Linked DNA regions of Homo sapiens: region 1 is linked to region 2. The links are chromatin loops, found by intact Hi-C in ENCODE. Cell type or tissue: GM12878. All regions are shown on one strand. Each heading gives the region's core, and the rest is flanking DNA. Links, peaks and the distances in the headings are about the cores only. Region 1 overlaps ADAM22 (ADAM metallopeptidase domain 22). Region 2 overlaps DBF4 (DBF4-CDC7 kinase regulatory subunit).

The links. Hi-C counts contacts between places; a loop is a spot of excess contacts. Peaks named below come from ENCODE experiments on the same cell type or tissue, not always from the same donor. Only the 100,000 strongest peaks of a DNase experiment are listed, where the experiment ranks them.
Region 1: it touches region 2 in a loop (7-fold over the local background); 27 of 110 quality-filtered maps call a loop at or near these places.

What each region holds. Positions count from the first base shown.
Region 1 is chr7:88,106,821-88,115,936 of GRCh38, reverse strand. ADAM22 (ADAM metallopeptidase domain 22) reads right to left here. Exons shown (of 32, transcript NM_001324418.2): 5 at 7,679-7,761; 6 at 1,290-1,353. Among named protein-coding and RNA genes, the nearest start is that of SRI-AS1, 110 kb to the left of the region's middle. RefSeq lists an enhancer at 327-506. In GM12878, for the core only: a CTCF peak has its summit at 4,351 (motif pointing right); a DNase peak (open chromatin) is centred at 4,376.
Region 2 is chr7:87,881,905-87,891,020 of GRCh38, reverse strand. DBF4 (DBF4-CDC7 kinase regulatory subunit) reads right to left here. Exons shown (of 12, transcript NM_006716.4): 3 at 5,863-6,042; 4 at 4,127-4,177; 5 at 3,623-3,692; 6 at 2,962-3,038. Among named protein-coding and RNA genes, the nearest start is that of DBF4, 10 kb to the right of the region's middle. In GM12878, for the core only: a CTCF peak has its summit at 5,801; a DNase peak (open chromatin) is centred at 3,931.

The sequences.
Region 1 (9,116 bases), core at 2,645-6,644, 220 kb before region 2:
GAAAGTGTATTATGTTTCTGTGTAGTCTATAATATTAATTCAACTTCTTCTAATTTGTGGGAAATGAATGTTTCAGCTAAAGTGAGAGACAGGATTAAGATGACTCAGGTTTCTCTAAACTTCATCAGCATAGAGCCTTAAAAGCAATAGACAATAGAGAAAAATCTGGAATCTAGAAAAGAGAGGAGGGGTGAAAAATCACAGCTCTGTGGATTTGATTTGTTGTGGACTGAATGTGTGTGTGTCCCCAGACTTCTCATATTGAGGCCCTGGCACCCAGGGTAATTTTGTCTGGAGATAAGGCCTGTGAGGAAGTGATAAATGTTAAATGAGGTCATAAGGGTGAGATCCTTATTCAGTATAGCTGGTACCCTTATAACAAGTGGAGACAACCAGAGTTCTCTCTCTCTCTCTCTGCCATGTGAGAACACAGTGAGAAGGCAGCCATCTGCAACTCAAGCAAAGAGCCCTCACCAGATGTCAACCCTGATGGCACCTTGGACTTTCAGTGCCCAGAACTGAGATAAAGTTTCTGTTGTTTAAGCCACCCAGTCTACAGTATTTTGTTATGGTAGCCAAGTCAAACTAAGACAGATCATAACACATTAGGGTTGAGATGGAAATAGAGATTTCAGAACACCTCAAAGGGAAAGTATTATATTTCCAATATAAAAGAGAAAGAAACAAAAGAAATTTTTTGTTTGTTTGTTTGTTTGTTTTGGAGACGGAGTCTCATTCTGTCACCCAGGCTGGAGCGCAGTGGCAGGAGGTTCAAGCAATACTTCTGCCTTAACTTCCCAAGTAGCTGGGATTACAGGCGCATGCCACCACACCTGGCTAATTTTTGTATTTTAGTAGAGACGGGGTTTCACCAAGTTGGCCAGGCTGGTCTCTAACTCCTGACCTCATGCCCACCTCTGCCTCCAATAGTGCTGGGATTACAGGCATGAGCCACCACACCTGGCAAGAAATTTTTTAAAAAACACTTGTGGTTTTGACTTACTCAATATTTAGTTTAAAATATACAGACAGTCCCCAACATACATGTTTTTGACTTTATGATGCATTTATCAGGGTATTAAATACGTTTTTTACTTATAATATTTTAACTTATGATAGGTTTATCAGGACATAGACCCATCATAAGTTGAGGAGCATCTGTACATATGTTTACTATCTTAACCCTAAAAAATATAAAAATGAAATAAAGTAGAGATAAAAAAAGGAGAGGAAAAAAGCTCTCAGCATAAACATTTCCATTTGCCACAACAAACAGAAGGAGCACTTACTTGAGTAGTGTCATTTTCTTCTGGCTCAATGAGATATGTGTGGTTCCCGTCATAGAACATCCCACTGCCAACGACAAAAAAATAATTAGGCATGGCCATCGACTCTCATCCCAGAACAAGATCATTTTAAAATCAGCAGCAGCCAGAGGGCCCATTTGCTTCTCAATGCCCATTTCCCAGTCCCATCCATCACCTCCAGACACACCACACACACCACTGAGAGGGAAGGCCCCTCCTTCTGATTCCTTATAGGTAGAGTCACCTCATCCTCACCTGACCCCATGCTCAGGATTGCCATGCTCTAGCTGTTGCCCATCACTTCTTCCTCTAACATAGAATTCCAAGATTTTCATATGCAAAAAGTCATCTGGAGAGCTAGTAAAAACGCAGCTCTTTCAGGACTCTCCTCAGATTTATGGACTGGAACCCAGGAAATTGCATTTTAAATAAGCTCCAGGTGATCCTGATGCAGGTTTTCAGGGACTATACTGAGAACGCCCGACCTACCATAAACATGGAAGATGCTCTAGTAACAAGAGCTAACACATTTGAACAACTTGCCACAAGCTAAATACTTTACACTCATTTAATCTTTTCCACAAATCTACAAGAGAAGTACAACGACTATCCTTATTTTATAAGTAAGGAAACTGAAACCCAAAGAGATAAAGTAACTTGCCAAATTATTTAACCAGTAAGAGCAGAAATAGGAACAGAGCCCAGACAGATGGGACCACGAACTGCCCATTTGCAACCTGCTACCTACCTCCATTCATGCATTCCTTCATTCAATCAGCGTGTTTACAGAGCACCTACAATGCACTGTTCTAGGTGCTGGGGATACAATAGCAAACAAAACAGACCAATTCTCTGTCCTTGTGGTGCTCATAAGTATTCTAGGACTTACTATATATATATATATATATATATATATATATATATATTTATTTATTTATTTATAATATATATATTATATATATATATACACACACACATACACATACATATGACAGTGATAAGTTCTAGGGAAGAAAATAATCAGGTGAAGGGCAATAAATGGTGCCAGAGGGTCTTGGGGGCCATACTAGGTGGGCACTTCCTAGGGCCTTGGCTTTTACTCTAAGAGAGATGAAGAGCCACTGCAAAGTTCTAAGCAGATGGGAAATACAATCTTTCTTAAGTTTTATAATGATCATGCCAGATACTATGTTACAATAATTTTTAGCACAGCAAGGATAGAAGCAGGGAAGTTACTGCAATAATCCAGGCGAAAGAAGATGCTGGCTTAGATCAGAGCAGTAATAGTAGAGGTGGTGAGAACTGGTCAAATTCCAGATATATTTTGAAGGTACAACCAGTAGGATTTACTGATGGATTTGAAACAAAGTACGTAAAACAGAGAAGAGTTAGTGAAGACTCCAAGTTTTGACCTGAGCAACTGGAAAAATGGACATGTCATTTAACAAGATAAAAAAAGAGGTAATGGAGTGAGACCCTGTCTCAAAAAAAAAAAAAAAAAAAAAAAAAAGAGGGCAGGCAGGGGGGATGCAGAAAGAACTTTTCGGGATGGGCCTAGGGAAGCAGGAAGCAGAGGGAAGGATGCAAATCCTTTAAGAGTTCAGTTTTGAGCTGGGCATGGGGCTCACATCTGGAATCCCAACACTTTGGAAGGCCAAGGCGGGGGGAAATCACATGAGGCCAGGAGTTTGAGACCAGCCTGGGCAACGTAGTGAGTGGCAAGACTCTCTCTCTACAAAAAATTTTTAAAAAGTTAGCTGGGCCTGGTGATGCACACACCTGTAGTCCCAGCTACTTGGGAGGCTGAGGTGGGAGGATCACCTGAACCCAAGAGTTCAAGGCTGCAGTGATTGATGATTGTGCCACTGTACTCCAGCCTGGGTGACAGAGCAAGACCCTATATTTCTTTAAAAATAAAAAATTCCATTTTGGACCTCGTAGGCTGGGGGTGGCTACCAGCCATCTGAGAAATCCTCTGGAGAGCACTTCAATATACAAATGGCCTCAGCTCCCACTCAGACAGATTCTGATAGCTGCTGCTTTTAGAAGAACATGATCCTTTTACTGAGATCAGGCCCTTTATGATGTTAAAGAAACTTGTCTTATCATTCAGGCATCTGAGGGTAGCAAAGCTATGAGCTGTAGTAATTTTTTAGTTTTTGGTAGAAATGATTATGTGACAGCCAAGCTCCTAAACATAAACTAGTATTTGTCTTTCATTGAAGATTTAGTGAAATTGGTGAAATTCCATGAGCTATAATTATAATGGCCTCCAAGTTCTGCCTCTATCCAAATTCTTTCATTCCTGCTATAACATCTTCCACATGTCCTCAACTTCTATATACTCACAGAATGATTATTCTCACAGCTGCACTGTTTTCAGCCACATGTACTTTCTGAATTTGGATGACATTCTATTTGGAATTTAAACATAAACAGATGCAGTTTGTAAGACATTACTGACAATATGTGCCCAAGGAGTCAGAGGGGGAGCCTTTCAAAAACGTAGACCAAATATGGCAGGGAGTATCTCTCTACCCTTGCTGAGAACTAGCCATATCCATCCAGAAAGTCATATGAAACCATCATAGTTTGCCAAAATTCACGTGGCAACACCAACAAAGTAGCAAGCAGATTATTTTCTTAAAATAGTACTGAGTGTTATTTATCCTTATACTAGGTTAATGTCCAATGAGAAAGTCATTTTTTTATTGGACTTAAACATCATGTAGGCAATATGAAGACAACAGATTCTGACACTATCTGTATCTCAGAAGACTCTAGATTGCTATATGATAATATGCCATTATTAATTCCTTAATAATGAAAAAATACATGTGTTTTATATGCTTTGAGAACTGAAATATTTTTGTTTTACTTATATAAATCCTAATTTTTATATTGAGTCCATAACAGTATACTTGATAAAAACCTATAGCTAAGACCAAGTCGTCACAGACCAATTGAGCTAAAATTTCAAAAGGTTGTATCAAAATAAGATTTTGAAATGAAAAAGCCATTCTTACAAATTTCCACAAGAGGGCAATAAACTCAAACTTAACTCCGTGCTTTAAGGTTCCCACAGTAACAAGATTTTTGCATTAACACCAAACACACCAAGATCAAAACATTGCCTATTAGTCCTTTGACTCCAAACAAATGTGACCTTGCAGGTTCTTTATGGGAAAGATATACGAATCTGATTTTCCCTTATTTATATTATTGAACTGAATTTAATAAATCAAAAATGAAAAAAAAAACAGTACGCACTTGGTAATTTATAAAGGATGAGTCATGGATGACATAATATATCTCATATCTAAACCACTGTAATTGGGACAACATACATTATTCAATATTTCATAACATCCCCCCAAAACATTTCTTCCAGAAAGTAAAGTCAAGATGAGAAGCAATAATTACTAAACAACAAGATGATACAAGGTTATATTTATCCTATGTGCTCATAAAAGTCTAAGAAAGCCTAAAATGGTCATACACAATTCTGACAATGTTCCAAGACACACGATAGGTTTTCTGTTTATTTTTATTTAGTTTTAAATAAAAACATTCTTAAAAGGAGATATAAAATTTACTTAATTAAAATAACCCTGTAATCTCAGCACTTTGGGAGGCTGAGGTGGGCGGATCACGAGGTCAGGAGTTCGAGACCAACCTGGCCAACATGGCAAAACCCCGTCTCTACTGAAAATACAAAAATTAGATGGGCATGCTGGCAGCCACCTGTAATCCCAGCTACTCAGGAGGCTGAGGCACAAGAATGGCTTGAACCTGGGAGGCGGAGGCTGCAGCGAGCTGAGATCATACCACTGCACTTCAGCCTGTGGGACAGAGTGAGACTCTGACAGAAAAGAATGAACAAAAGAAAGAATGAATGAACGAACGAACAAATGAACGAATGAATGAAAGAACAAAAGAAAAGAAAAAGAAAAGAGAAGAGAAAAGAAAAAAAAGAAAAGAAAAGAAAAAAGAAAAGTGGGCATGGTGGCTCATGCCTGGGATTACAGGGGTGAGCCACCGTGCCCGGCCTAAAAGTTATTTTTCAATCCTTCTTTACAAGACTATAGTAGGATTAGTAACAGGTATCATTCTTAGGTTCTCAGGTCCATTTATAGCCCTTAGAAGGCACAAATATCTTCTCTCTGATTCTCACAACATTGAGTCCATTTGGAAAACCAGAAGGCAGACTGGAACGAGTACTGAGAAAGATGCTGACACTAGGACTTTGGATTGAGATTTTAAGAGAGAGAAAAGGGGAAAAAAAACACTTCATTTTTTACCCCCAATATACACTTGCTGTCACAAATGTGAACAGGTCTCACTGTACTATTCCTAGGTGACAGATGTGCTTGTCTTGAGCTCAGATGTAACAATTTTACTGCTGAAAAGGACTTCAATGTTTCTTTTTCCTAATAAGAAAACAGAGACTGTCTGATATTAAGCATGGATTCCATGTTTGTAAAAACCTCTTTCTTCAAATAATGTATTTAAAGTAAATAAATGTACACCTTTATTCACAGTAGTCTTTTAGCACAAACAAGGAAATGGAAGTCTTCCATGCTCTCAGACACATGGCCTCCTGTCTCTGGTTATTTAACTTACACTTATATTCTTTCCTTTCTGCCTAATATGCTTATTCCCAGATCCTGACCAGAGGTGTCACTCAGGCAGACTAGCTAGATTTTCTGGCCGTGTCCATTAGCTCTCTTTCCTAGATTTAAGATCTGTCAGTGTAACCCTCTCCCTTGGATAGGCTATTCCAACCTATTGCACTCCACTGTCTTCAGGTGGCATGTTTCCAGAGCCCTTAGGTGCCACCTGTTCTTCGGTGACAATGCTTAGCTTGCATTTTTCCCAGTTTTGTTTTTTTTTTTTTCCTCTCTCTCTCTCAAAAAAAAAGCAAATATACCTATCATGTTCCACATCAGGAAATGGGCTAGATTTGGCCTCCTCATGAGACTGTGAGCTCCCAGGACTTGTGTTTCAATCGCCTTAATATTCCTAGGGCTGGCACACAGGAGACACCCAGTAACTGCTTGTTAGATGAAAAGCCACATCTCTAAGATGGTAACAAAAAGGAATTATTTTAAAGTTTCTCAACGAAAATTTAACAAAATTAAAGTGCTGGATTGTTCTGTGCCAAAAAGTAAAACAAACAAGAAGGAAATGAAACGATTTAGTTAAAAGAGAATGCTGAGGAATGACACGGTAGCTTTATAAGGGGTTACAAAACAAGTAAGAAACAACCACCTGTGCATTATCATTATCGACAGGATGGAGGAAGTGGATGTATTCCCATGTTAAACATCAGCAAACATTATTTGATAGAGAAGGTTATGAGAAAGGAAGCAAGGCCTTGAGGAAGGATGAACTTTGTTCCTCGGAGATCTCTGAGAAACGACAGACCCTCCCACAGATTTGCTATGAATTAGGTGGGATTCAGGCTGAAAAAAAGGGGCAAAGACATATGAGCTCTTGAGATCACTAGCAGCCTTTTCTCTTTGTGTAAGGAGTCAGGCGTTTCCATTTACTGAAACTGCTATTATTTGACAAAAATATAAAAACTAATATAAAGAAGGAGTAGGGAAGAATATCAAGGGGCTAAACATCCACAGAAACAGACACCAAAGTTAACCCAAATCACTCCTGTCTGAATTTGGATGAAACTAGAAAAATGCTTCAAATATCATTTTAAGGTATCATTGTGAAATTCAAAAGCCTCTGTTTTCTGCAGCTCTAATTTTATTTAATTTTTTTGAGATGGAGTCTAGCATCTCCTTAAAGTATGCTTATCTTTTTTCTTGACAATATATATTTTTTCTTTCTTTTGCAAAATGTAGGACTTTTCTTTCTTTCTTTCTTTCTTTCTTTATTTTTTTTGAATCAGAGTCTCGCTCTATCCCACAGGCTGGAGTGCAGTGGCATGGTCTTGGCTCACTGCAACCTTCACCTCGCAGGTTCAAGTGATTCTCCTGCCTCAGCCTCCCGAGTAGCTGGGATTACAGGTACCTGCCACCATGCCCGGCTAATTTTTGTATTTTTAGTAGAGACAGGGTTTCACCATGTTGGCTGGGCTGGTCTCGAACTCCTGACCTCAGGTGATCTGCCTGCCTAGACCCCCCCAAAGTGCTGGGATTATAGGCATGAGCCACCACGCCCGACCATTTGCAACCCTAATTTAAAAATCTGCTTGGTTTATAAAATACAAAAGAGAAAAAAAAAATCAGATCCATCACCAATTTAAAGTCATTTCTTGACACAAAATAGGGATATCTACTATAGTGCATTCATAATAAAGAAAATAAATTATTGAAAAAACAAACAGTAAAAATAACTTTTTGAACACTTACTGAAGTCCGTGGCATGTTGACAATGCAACAAATGAGTCAGGGTTTCCTCGGATATGGCCCTGGTAGTAACAGTGCTCTCCTCCCTGAAAACAGAAATAAAGAATGTAAGTCTTTGCATCACAAGGAGAATCAGCTGCTTCATTTCACAGGAGGTTTCTACTCACAATGCACCTCCACATCTAGAACTCTGCATGATATTTCATTATTCAGATTAGCATTATCAAATCTTTTCTAACAGAATTATTCATAAACACTCTGAGTGAGCTGACTCTAAATCAAAATTCAGGGAAATAAAAGTTGACTTGACCTTTCTTTTATGTAGGTGATATTAGAGGAACAAAGAAAGAGATATTGAAATACACATGGGGAGTCAGGCACAGTGTCTCATGTCTACAATTTCAATGCTTTCAGAGGCGAGGCAGGAGCATCACTTAAGGCCAGAAGTTCAAGACCAGCCTAAGCAACATAGCAAGACCCTGTCTCTACAAAAAAAAAAAAAATTGAAATTAGCTGGATGTGGTGGCATGCACCTGTATTCCTAGCCTCTTGGGAGGTTAAGGCAGGAGGATCATTTGAACCCAGGAGTTTGAGGCTGCAGTGAGCTGTGATTGTGCTACTGCACTCCAGCCTGGACAAAAAGAGTGAAATTCTGTCTCAAAAGAAAAAATGACAAAAAAAGAAAAGAAAGGAAATACATATGTGACCCTTGCACCAAAGTTTAATCATCTGCTTTCCTAGTTATAAGAAATTCAACCATGGGCCAGGTGCAGTGGCTCATGCCTCTAATCCCAGCACTTTGGGAGACTGAGGTGGGTGGATCCCTTGAGGTCAGGAGTTCCAAACCAGCCCAGCCAATATGGTGAAACCCTGTCTCTTCTAAAAATACAAAATTAGCTGGATGTGGTAGTGCATGCCTGTAATCCCAGTTACTCGGGAGGCTGAGGCAGGAGAATCGCTTGAACCAGGGAAGTGGAGGTCGCAGTGAGCTGAGATGGCACCACTGTACTCCAGCCTGGGCGATAGAGACCCTGTCTCAAAAAAAAAAAAAAAAAAAAAAAAAGAAATTCAATCATGAGCAGCAGCAAAGCAATACTCTTTTACATAAAACTAAGTAAAAATGAATATAAATCATTTGAGAGTCACTAAATTATATTGATGGAGGAAATGCTTGTTTTTACAGTGTTTATATTGATTACCAGATAAACAGGTTCATACTATTCTTTTCTGAAACCAGCAATGGCTTTAACTGGTAAGCAGTTTATGGGCGGGGTTTTAAATTGTGAAGTTTTTCTTAGCATCCAATTGCATTAATAAAATTCTACTAAGAGAGATTCATTTATTTGGATTCAATGTGCCTGGAAAGGTAAGAAGGTAAATCTTCTGCCATCTTAGGATGTCACCTTTAAATACTTACTACTCAGAGTGCAGTTCAGAGACA
Region 2 (9,116 bases), core at 2,323-6,322:
AAATGTAATTTCACTAATTTTGTTTTAGTACTTGGCAAACTAAAAATTTTCCAGAAACATTCCTTTCTTATATACCAAAATAAAAATTTCCAGTATGAGTATCAATTCAACCAGATATAGATTCTGGACTATCAAGATATTTGGTATTATTATCATTTTTATTTTAGAAGAAAGATTAAGATCTGTTTCATAGCTATTTTATCTTTTCTTCGTTTTATGAGGGCTCCTACTGCATGGCACATAGCAGGCATTTAATATTTGTTACTACTGAAGGAATGATGAGGACTAAACTTGGTCTTTATGATGTTAATAATCTAGTAAATACTAGACTCAAGACACTGACTAGGCACTGAAACCAATTAAGTATCTTTCAAATCTTCCCCTCCCCTTTGTTATTGCCTTAAGCCAGGCCTTGAACATTTCTCAGGATCACTGACATAACATCCCAGAATGCTATCTATCCATCCATCCATTTATTTATTTATTTTGAGATGGAGTCTCACTCTGTCACCCAGGCTGGACTGCAGTGGGGGTGATCCCGGCTCACTGCTACCTCTGCCTGCCAGCTTCAAGTGATTCTCTTCTATCAGCCTTCCAAGTAGCTGGGATTACAGGCATGCACCACCACACCGGGCATTTTTGTATTTTTAGTAGAGATGGGGGTTTCACCATGTTGGTCATGCTGGTATCCTGACCTCGTGTGATCTGCCCACCTTGGCCTCCCAAAGTGCTGGGATTAGAGGCATAAGCCTCCATGCTTAGCCCCCAGAATGCTTTTTAAACTGCAAACTGTGACCTATCAGTAGGCTATAAAGTCAATTCAGAGTTGTGATCAATATTTTTAAGAAATGAAAATACCACAGAAATATTAATATCCACCACATTAAGGAGGGTAACTATTGTTCTATGAAACTTATTTCAGATATATATACACATATACATGAAGACAGACATAATTTGTGTATTCAGAGTCCATAAATGTCCTTATGAGTTTACATTTTTTTAAACATTTACTTCTATATACAATCCAAACAATCTGCTAAGTGTGGTAGAGGCAATTTATATGCCATTTAGCAAAGTCCAATACAGGAATATCCACTTATATTTTGTGAAAATTTGGAAATAGTCATTTAAATTTTTAACCCAGACCTATTATCTAATCCTTGTAATTCCTCATCCAAAGTTCTCAGATCTCTACTTTTATATTTCCCATTCACTTTTCAACCTACAAGGTATAAAACTTCTGACCAGTTTTCCAAATCATTTTTACACTTTGATTGATAGTTTTATTTAAATACTACTTTGTTGCTTTCTGCAAATTATCCTTATATAAACGTGAATTTATTAAAAACGAGAAATGCATAAAAAGTTTATGCAGCCTTATATACGGCATGTATATACCAAGTGGTCATCCTATAAAATGTATTCAGTAAAAAATGAGGGCTGGGTGTGGTTGCTTATGGCTGTAATCTCAGCACTTTGGGAGGCTGAGGCGGGTGGATAGCTTGAGCTCAGGAGTTCGAGACCAGCCTGGGCAACATGGCGAAACCCCGTCTCTACAAAAAATACAAAAACTAGCCAGGTACGGTGGCTCATGCCTGTAGTCCCAGCTACTTGGGAGGCTGAGGTGGGAGGATCGCTTGAGCCCGGGAGGAGGAGGTTGCAGTGAGCTGAGATGGCACCACTGTACTCCAGCCTGGATGACAGAGGGGGAGGGCCTGCCTCAAAAAAAAAAAAAAAAAATTGTTCAAGAGTTCAAAAGCCATTTTTCAGTCTTGCCAAATAATTCATTCTTTACTGTCAACCAGAAGATCTTTCCAAAATGACTATCCAATCAGGTTACTCTATTTATAATCTTTCCATAATTTTCCAAACTCTCCAAGATAAAATCTAACTCCTTTATATAGGGCAAGGTACTTTATAATCTTAACATGCTGGTTTTTCCAGCTTTATCTTTTGTCACTGGCACACTCAAAGATCAGGCTGTATTATGCTATACAAGATTTCTAAAATATGCCATCCTACTATGGCTTCATGTCTCTATATACACTCTTATCAGTTTATTATTTTTAGATCCCTGTCATTTAAATATTGAACAAAGGAAAAGTAGGCCACAAAAGAATGGTCTGAGAAATATGAAGAGATCAGGAGAAAGCTAAGAGATGAAATTTCAGAAGAGAATAGAAAAGTTTAAGGAAGAAATGGACAACAGCTGAGAGAACCAATATGACTGGGTTTAAAAAGTATCAAAATGATTTGGAAAACTGGTCAGAAGTTTTATACCTTGTAGGTTGAAAAGTGAATGGGAAGTATAAAAGTAGAGATCTGAGAACTTTGGATGAGGAATTACAAGGATTAGATAATAGGTAGGTAGGGATGTGGGATCAAGGGAGGTTTTACTGTATTTGTTTTAAAGGATGGAAAAAGCCTGAAACTGTATAGATGCTTCAAAGAAGCAACAAGGAAAAGGAAAGGGACTGAAGATAATGGGAACATTAGGTTTAACAGAACGTTAACAACCAATGTGGTTGTTTAACAAGTATTTCAAGGTCAGGCCAGTTAGCTATGCTAAAACGAGATTTTGTTATACCATTTAGAGCAGTTGAAAAGGATAGTACATATTTATATTCCAAAAAGAAGTACATTACTTACATTAGGAACGTTTATACAACAGGCTGATTTTAGTGATTTTTCTACAGAATAAATAAAAGTACCTGTTACAAAACAGCAGTAACAAAAGGGGGCTGAGGAAGCGACCTATGCCACTATTCCAGGAACAACTTTTACCTGGTGAGTACAACCCTAAAGTTAAATGACACTCGATTTATTTGAATAACAGAAACAGGCACATCATACACAGGCTTGCCCCTAGGATATTTTCTGCTTGGGAGGAAAACTTTGCAAATACGTAAGTAAAAAAACCAAGCTTGGTCACTTTAAAAATTGAAAAAGAAAACATACCCCATCTCTTACTGAAGTACTTGATTTCTTGAGTAAATACAACTCTTTTTTCTTTTGTTCAATGTAGTATCTAATGTCTTTATTAAAAGAAAGAAGGTTTTAAGATTAGCAATTTTACTCTTGGAGTTAAACAGTGATATTTTCTTGTAGTTAAATTAGATAAAGAATTTACCATTATAGGTATCTCTTATGCTATGGTCTGAATGTTTGTCTCCTCTAAAACTCATGTTGAAATTTAACCCCCAGTGTGACAGTACTTACTGAGAGATGGGACCTTTAAGAGGGAATTCATGGATTAATGGGTTATCATGGGAGTGGACCTGATATCTTTATAAAAAGAGAAAGAGAGACCTGAGCTAGCACACTCAGCCCCTCACCATGTGATACTCTGTGCTGCCTCAAGACTCTGCAGAGTCTCCACCAACAAGAAGGCCCTCACCAGATGCAGCCCTTTGACCCAGGACTTCTTAGTCTCCATAACTGTAAGAAATAAATTCCTTTTCTTTGTACATTACCCAGTTTCAGGTATTCTGTTATAAGCAATAGGAAACAGATTAAGACATCCCTGCTATCAAAATTTCACTATGTAAAGTCAGGAACCAAAGGACAGACATGGACACTTAAAACAAATACTGTCAAAAAACAATTATAAAATCCTTACCATCAATATGAAGAATTTTTACTCCCCATGACAAGGCATTTGATAATATACTATTTGAAGGAATAAAATCCTGTAAAAAAAAAAGTTTTATGGTTGTTCTAGGAAATTATTTAAGATGAGCTAAATTTTAATAAAAATTCAATTATTTGAAGTTTAATGTCACTAAGGCAGTTATTTGTAACAGACCCTATAGAGTTACAATAGCTAGGACATCAAGATTTTCTATAGAATTCCTAAAATCAATCCCACTTTATACCCACATCCTTGGTAATTTAATGAAAACTATAAGGCAAGTTTTAAGTTTCCAGTAATATTTTAAAAGGCCACAAGATGGGGATGTTTCTACATGAAAAGTAAGTTCTTTACTTTGTAAAATAAAATATATGCTGAGATTCAGGTTTTTGCCTAAAAATGTGGAAAGGAAAATTTCAAGAATATCTGTAATTTCCAGTTGAGTTTTTAATAACAAAATGTACAATGTGAATCTTTATAGTTCCTACTTACATGGTCCTTGATAGCTTTTTCAACTAATAATTTTCCTCTGCTTAAACACACCTATAAAAAGACCAGAAAAATTTAAAACATAGTGCTTAACTGGAGAACAGGTTAAAAAGGTAAAGCAGCTAAGAAAAGAGAACTTTTGGGTCTCATATTAAAAAGTTTCTCTTTTTTGGGTGACCTCTTTGGTTTTGTAGTAAATTCTATTCAACATGAAAAATAAAATAGCTAGGTTTCACTGGAATTCTTTATAATTAATTGGCTTACATTTTAGTTCCTATTAAATCAGAGATTTCAGAAAAACAATAAATTTTATATACTGTTTTCACATGTTATTTCACCTTTTTTTTTTTTTTTTTTTTTTTGGAGACAAAGTCTTGCTGTGTCGCTCAAGCTAGAGTACAGTGGTGTGATCTCAGCTCATTGCAACCTCTGCCTCCCGGGTTCAAGTGATTCTCCTGCCCCAGCCTCCCAAGTAGCTGGGACTACAGGCACGCACCATCATGCCCGGCTAATTTTTGTATTTTTTTTAAGTAGAGATGTGGTTTCACTATGTTGGCCAGGCTGGTCTTGAACTCCTGACCTCGTGATTCACCCACCTCAGCCTCCCAAAGTGCTGGGATTACAGGCGTGAGCCACCGCACCCAGCCGTTACTTCACTTTTTAAATAAAGTACTAGGAAAACTCGTTGAAATGCCATAACCAACAATTATTTTGGAATCGCTGGTGTATTGTCTCCTTGCTCCAAAAAAGCATTAACTCAGAGAATGCATGGTCCTTTCTTGATCTCTTTTCCATTCTTTCTTCTATGTATTGTATCTCTTTTTTCAAGTGATAGCTCCTTTCTGACTCATTTCTTCTGTTTTCTCCTCATTTTCCTTAATTTTCAAATGGCTATAATAGGTAAGTCGAGGAGAATATTGTAAAATAATAACTTAATTACACTTCAACCTAAAAACTGAAATAAACATTTTATCTCTCATTTGATCCTATCCCACCTCACACCCAATTAAATCAATTTAATTTGTCTTTCCTTGCATCTTTCAATTTACTGGCCATGGAGTGGTAGGGATGTGATTTCAATAATTCTAGAATAGGGGCTGGCAACCTTTTTATGCAAAGGACCAGACAGTACACATTTTAAGCTTTGTTGGCCATATGGTCTCTACAGCAACTATTCAATTCTGCCTAAAACACAACAACTACAGATTATACCTAAACAAACAGGTATGGCTGTGTTCCAATAAAACATTATGACAATGAAATCTGAATGTCATAAAATTTCTACTTGTCACAAAATATTCTTTTGATATTTTTACACAACTATTTGAAAATGTAAAAACCATGCTTAACCTGCAGGTTGTACAAAAAAGGCAACAGACTAGATTTGGCCCATGGGCCAGAGTTTGCTGACCCCTGCTCTGAAAATTAAAAAGGTTTCTATTTCTTCTTCAAAGAATGATCTGCTCTTAACTTTTTAGTTGTAAATTATTCTAAAAACTACACGCCATCCCTAAATACAAGGGTATACCTAAGCAATCAGAGTATGATTACACAAGAACTATTAGGAAAAACCCACCTTCCTAAAAGACAGCAACTTTATTGAGGACTAGAGAGCCACACATCATGTGGCTTTGCAAATGTTCTACATAAGTAAACTCTACTGCCACCTTGCTATTAAAAACCAGGAGATCTTCAGGATATAGCCCTTCTGAGTCTCAAAGCATATTTAAGAGACTTACTGTGTCTGGTGACTTAAATGAACTTCCATCATGGCTGGGATGAGGTGAAGTGGTTTCTGCAGTATATGCAGATTCTGGACTTGGTACAGGAGAAATTCGACCCAAGGTTTGTGCAAATTTAGCTTCCTTCTTATTTGAAATAAGATAACTGATATCTTTGCTGAGAAATTCTTCAACTCGCTAGAAGAGAACAAAGTATTTTTATTTATAAATTTGTTTTAAGAAACACGGTCTCACTGTGTTATCCAGGCTAGAGTGCAGTGGCACAATCATAGCTCACTGCAGCCTCAACCCCCTGTTCTCAAGTGATCCTCCCGCCTTGGCCTTCTGAACAGCTGGGACTATAGGCACATGCCACCAAGGTATTTTCAACTAGGTCATAAAAACCATAAACTGTTTCATATGCCAAGCACAGTAAAAAATTTCAATTTGATGCAATTATTTCGTAAATTGGTGGTTTTTATACTGTATTTTTCTGAACCTAGATCTCTGAGGAAGTATAAGAGCTCCTATAACAGCACAACAGCAGCATGTGCTGGATACTATTCTTAAATACTTTATATATGTTAATTAACTTAATCTATGGAACAGCCTCATGATACTATCTACATTTTCTGCAGGATAAAAAGTGAAGAGAGGTGACTTGCTTAATGTTACCCAGTAGCAAATAATATAATTTGAACATAGGCATTCTGACTCAAGCCCATGATCTAAAGCAGCAGTGTCCAATACAACTTACCAAAGCATTTGAAATGGCCTTGGTAGTGTGATTAAGCCACTGAATTTTTTGTTTCTTAAGAGATGGGGTCTTGTTATGTTGCCCAGGTTGGCCCTGAACTCTTGGGCTCAAGAGAGCCTCCTACCTCAACCTCCCAAGTACCTGAGAGTACAGGCACACACTACTGCGCCTAGCTCAAGCCACTGATTTTTAAATTTGATTTTAAAGACTTTAAATTTAATAGCCACATATCACTAATGGTTACCATAGCAGACAATACAAGTCTAAATCAATCATTATTACACCTTCCCTTGAGGCTTCAACTTACAGGATGGAGGGAACCTTTACGCTTAAGAGTGTAAGACTGTTTGAATAGAATTTCTTTACTAAAATGTTTGAAAACCACCGCCTAAGTATCTGAATTTACTTATAAAGACATGTACCAAAGTGAAGGTTATTAAAGATCGCCAGGGTCAGGAAAATAAAAATAGGGAGAAGTAAATACTAAGTAGAATTACTAATATTATTAGAAAAATACATAGTATAAATATGTATACTATAAATACCCACTAAGCAGAAGTAAACTGTGAATCATTAATAAGCAGTAACAATTTACATCCATGAAAGACTTCTCAGAATATTTTAAATAGCTGTATCTATTTTCTATAGGATCCCACACTATAAATGATAATAAAAATGAAGTGTGTAACAGATAAGTTAACTTCATCTAAGCATTAAGCAGCATTTGCTACTGAGACCAGTGGCCTCCTTGGTTAAGTGCAAATCATTTCTTTTCCGACCAACATTCATTTTCATTGAACAGTAAATAATGTACCTACATTTATTTATTCCAGGGATTAGACTCAAATGCCTATAAGGGCCAGGCAATAATACAAATAATTCACACATCAAATACTGCCTTCATTTTCATAAATATGAGGCCCTAATAATGTCAGAGGTTCTAATTTTTCATAAGAAACCCGATCTCCTATACACTTTTATTGTGATAAATATAAAATTAGCCATTTTAACCATTTTTAAGTGTACAATTTAACGGCAGTAAGTACACTCACATTATGCAACCATCACTACTAAAACATTTCTATAACTTTTCCATGATCCCAAACTGAAAGTCTGTACCCATTAAACAGTAACTCCTCATTCCTCATTTTTCCCAGCCCCTCATAACCTTTATTCTACTTTCCATCTCTGAAATTGGCTATTCTAGATAACTCATATAATGGAATCCTACATTTGTTCTTTTGTAACTGGCTTCCTTCACTTAGCACGTTTTTTGTGGTTCACCCATGTTGTAGCATGTATTAGAATTTCATTCCTTTTTAAAGCTGAATAATATTCTATTGTATGTATATACAACCTCTTCTTTATCTATTTACTTGTTGGACATTAAGGCTGTTCACACTTTTTAGCTATTGTGAATAATAAATATCTTTGAGACCCTGCTTTCAATTATTTTGTATGTATAGCCAGAAATGGAATTGCAAAATCATATAGTAATTCAATTTTTTACTTTTTTCAGAAACTACCCATACTATTTTGTATGGTGGCTATATCGTGTTACACTACCACTCAGAGTGCACAAGGGTTCTACTTCTTCAAATCTTTGTTAACACTTGTTATTTTTCTGGTTAACAGTAACCATCCTAACAGGTGTTAAGTGATTACTGATTGACATTTCCCTAATGATTAGTGACGTTGAACATTTTTTCATGTACTTATCTGCCATTAGTATATCTTTTCTGAGTAAATGTCTTTTCAGTTCCTCTGCCCATTTTTAAATTGGGCCATTTGTCCTTTTGTTCTTGGGTCACAGAAGTTCTTTATATAAGTATTCTGGATATTAATCCCTTAGCAGATGTACAATTTGCAAAGATTTCCTGCAATTCTGTGCGTTCTTTCACTCCTGAAAATGTCCTTTGAGGCACAAAAGTTCTTAATCCTGATGAAGTCCAATTTCATACTTTTCATTTGTTGCACATGATTTTGGTATCATATCCAAGAAATCACTGCCAAATCCAATGTCATGAAGATCTCTCCCTATATTTTCCACTAAGAGTTTCAGTTCTTACAAATAAATCTTAGATCCATTTTGAGCTCATTTACGCATATGACAGTAAAGGTCCAACTTCATTTTTCTGCATGTAGATATCCAGTTTTCCCAGCACCAGCTGTTGAAAAGATCATCTTTTCCCCAATGAATGGTCTTGGCACCCTTCTTGAAAATCCATTAGCCATATATGCAAGGGTTTATTTCTGGGTTCTCTGTTCTACTCTATTGGTCTGTATGTCTGTTCTTATGTTAGTACCACTTATTTCCTTTGGTTTTTAATTTCTTACATAGTTAAAACTCCTTAGAGTGAATAAAACGCCCTTTGCAATCTAGCCCTAATATAATTTTGTTTGCTGTCACTTCCCCCACCTATATCCTAAGCTCAAATCCCACTGCAACATTAGTAGTTGTACAAACAAACTGCATTGACATATATTTTAAATATGCTTTCCTCTATTTAGTATG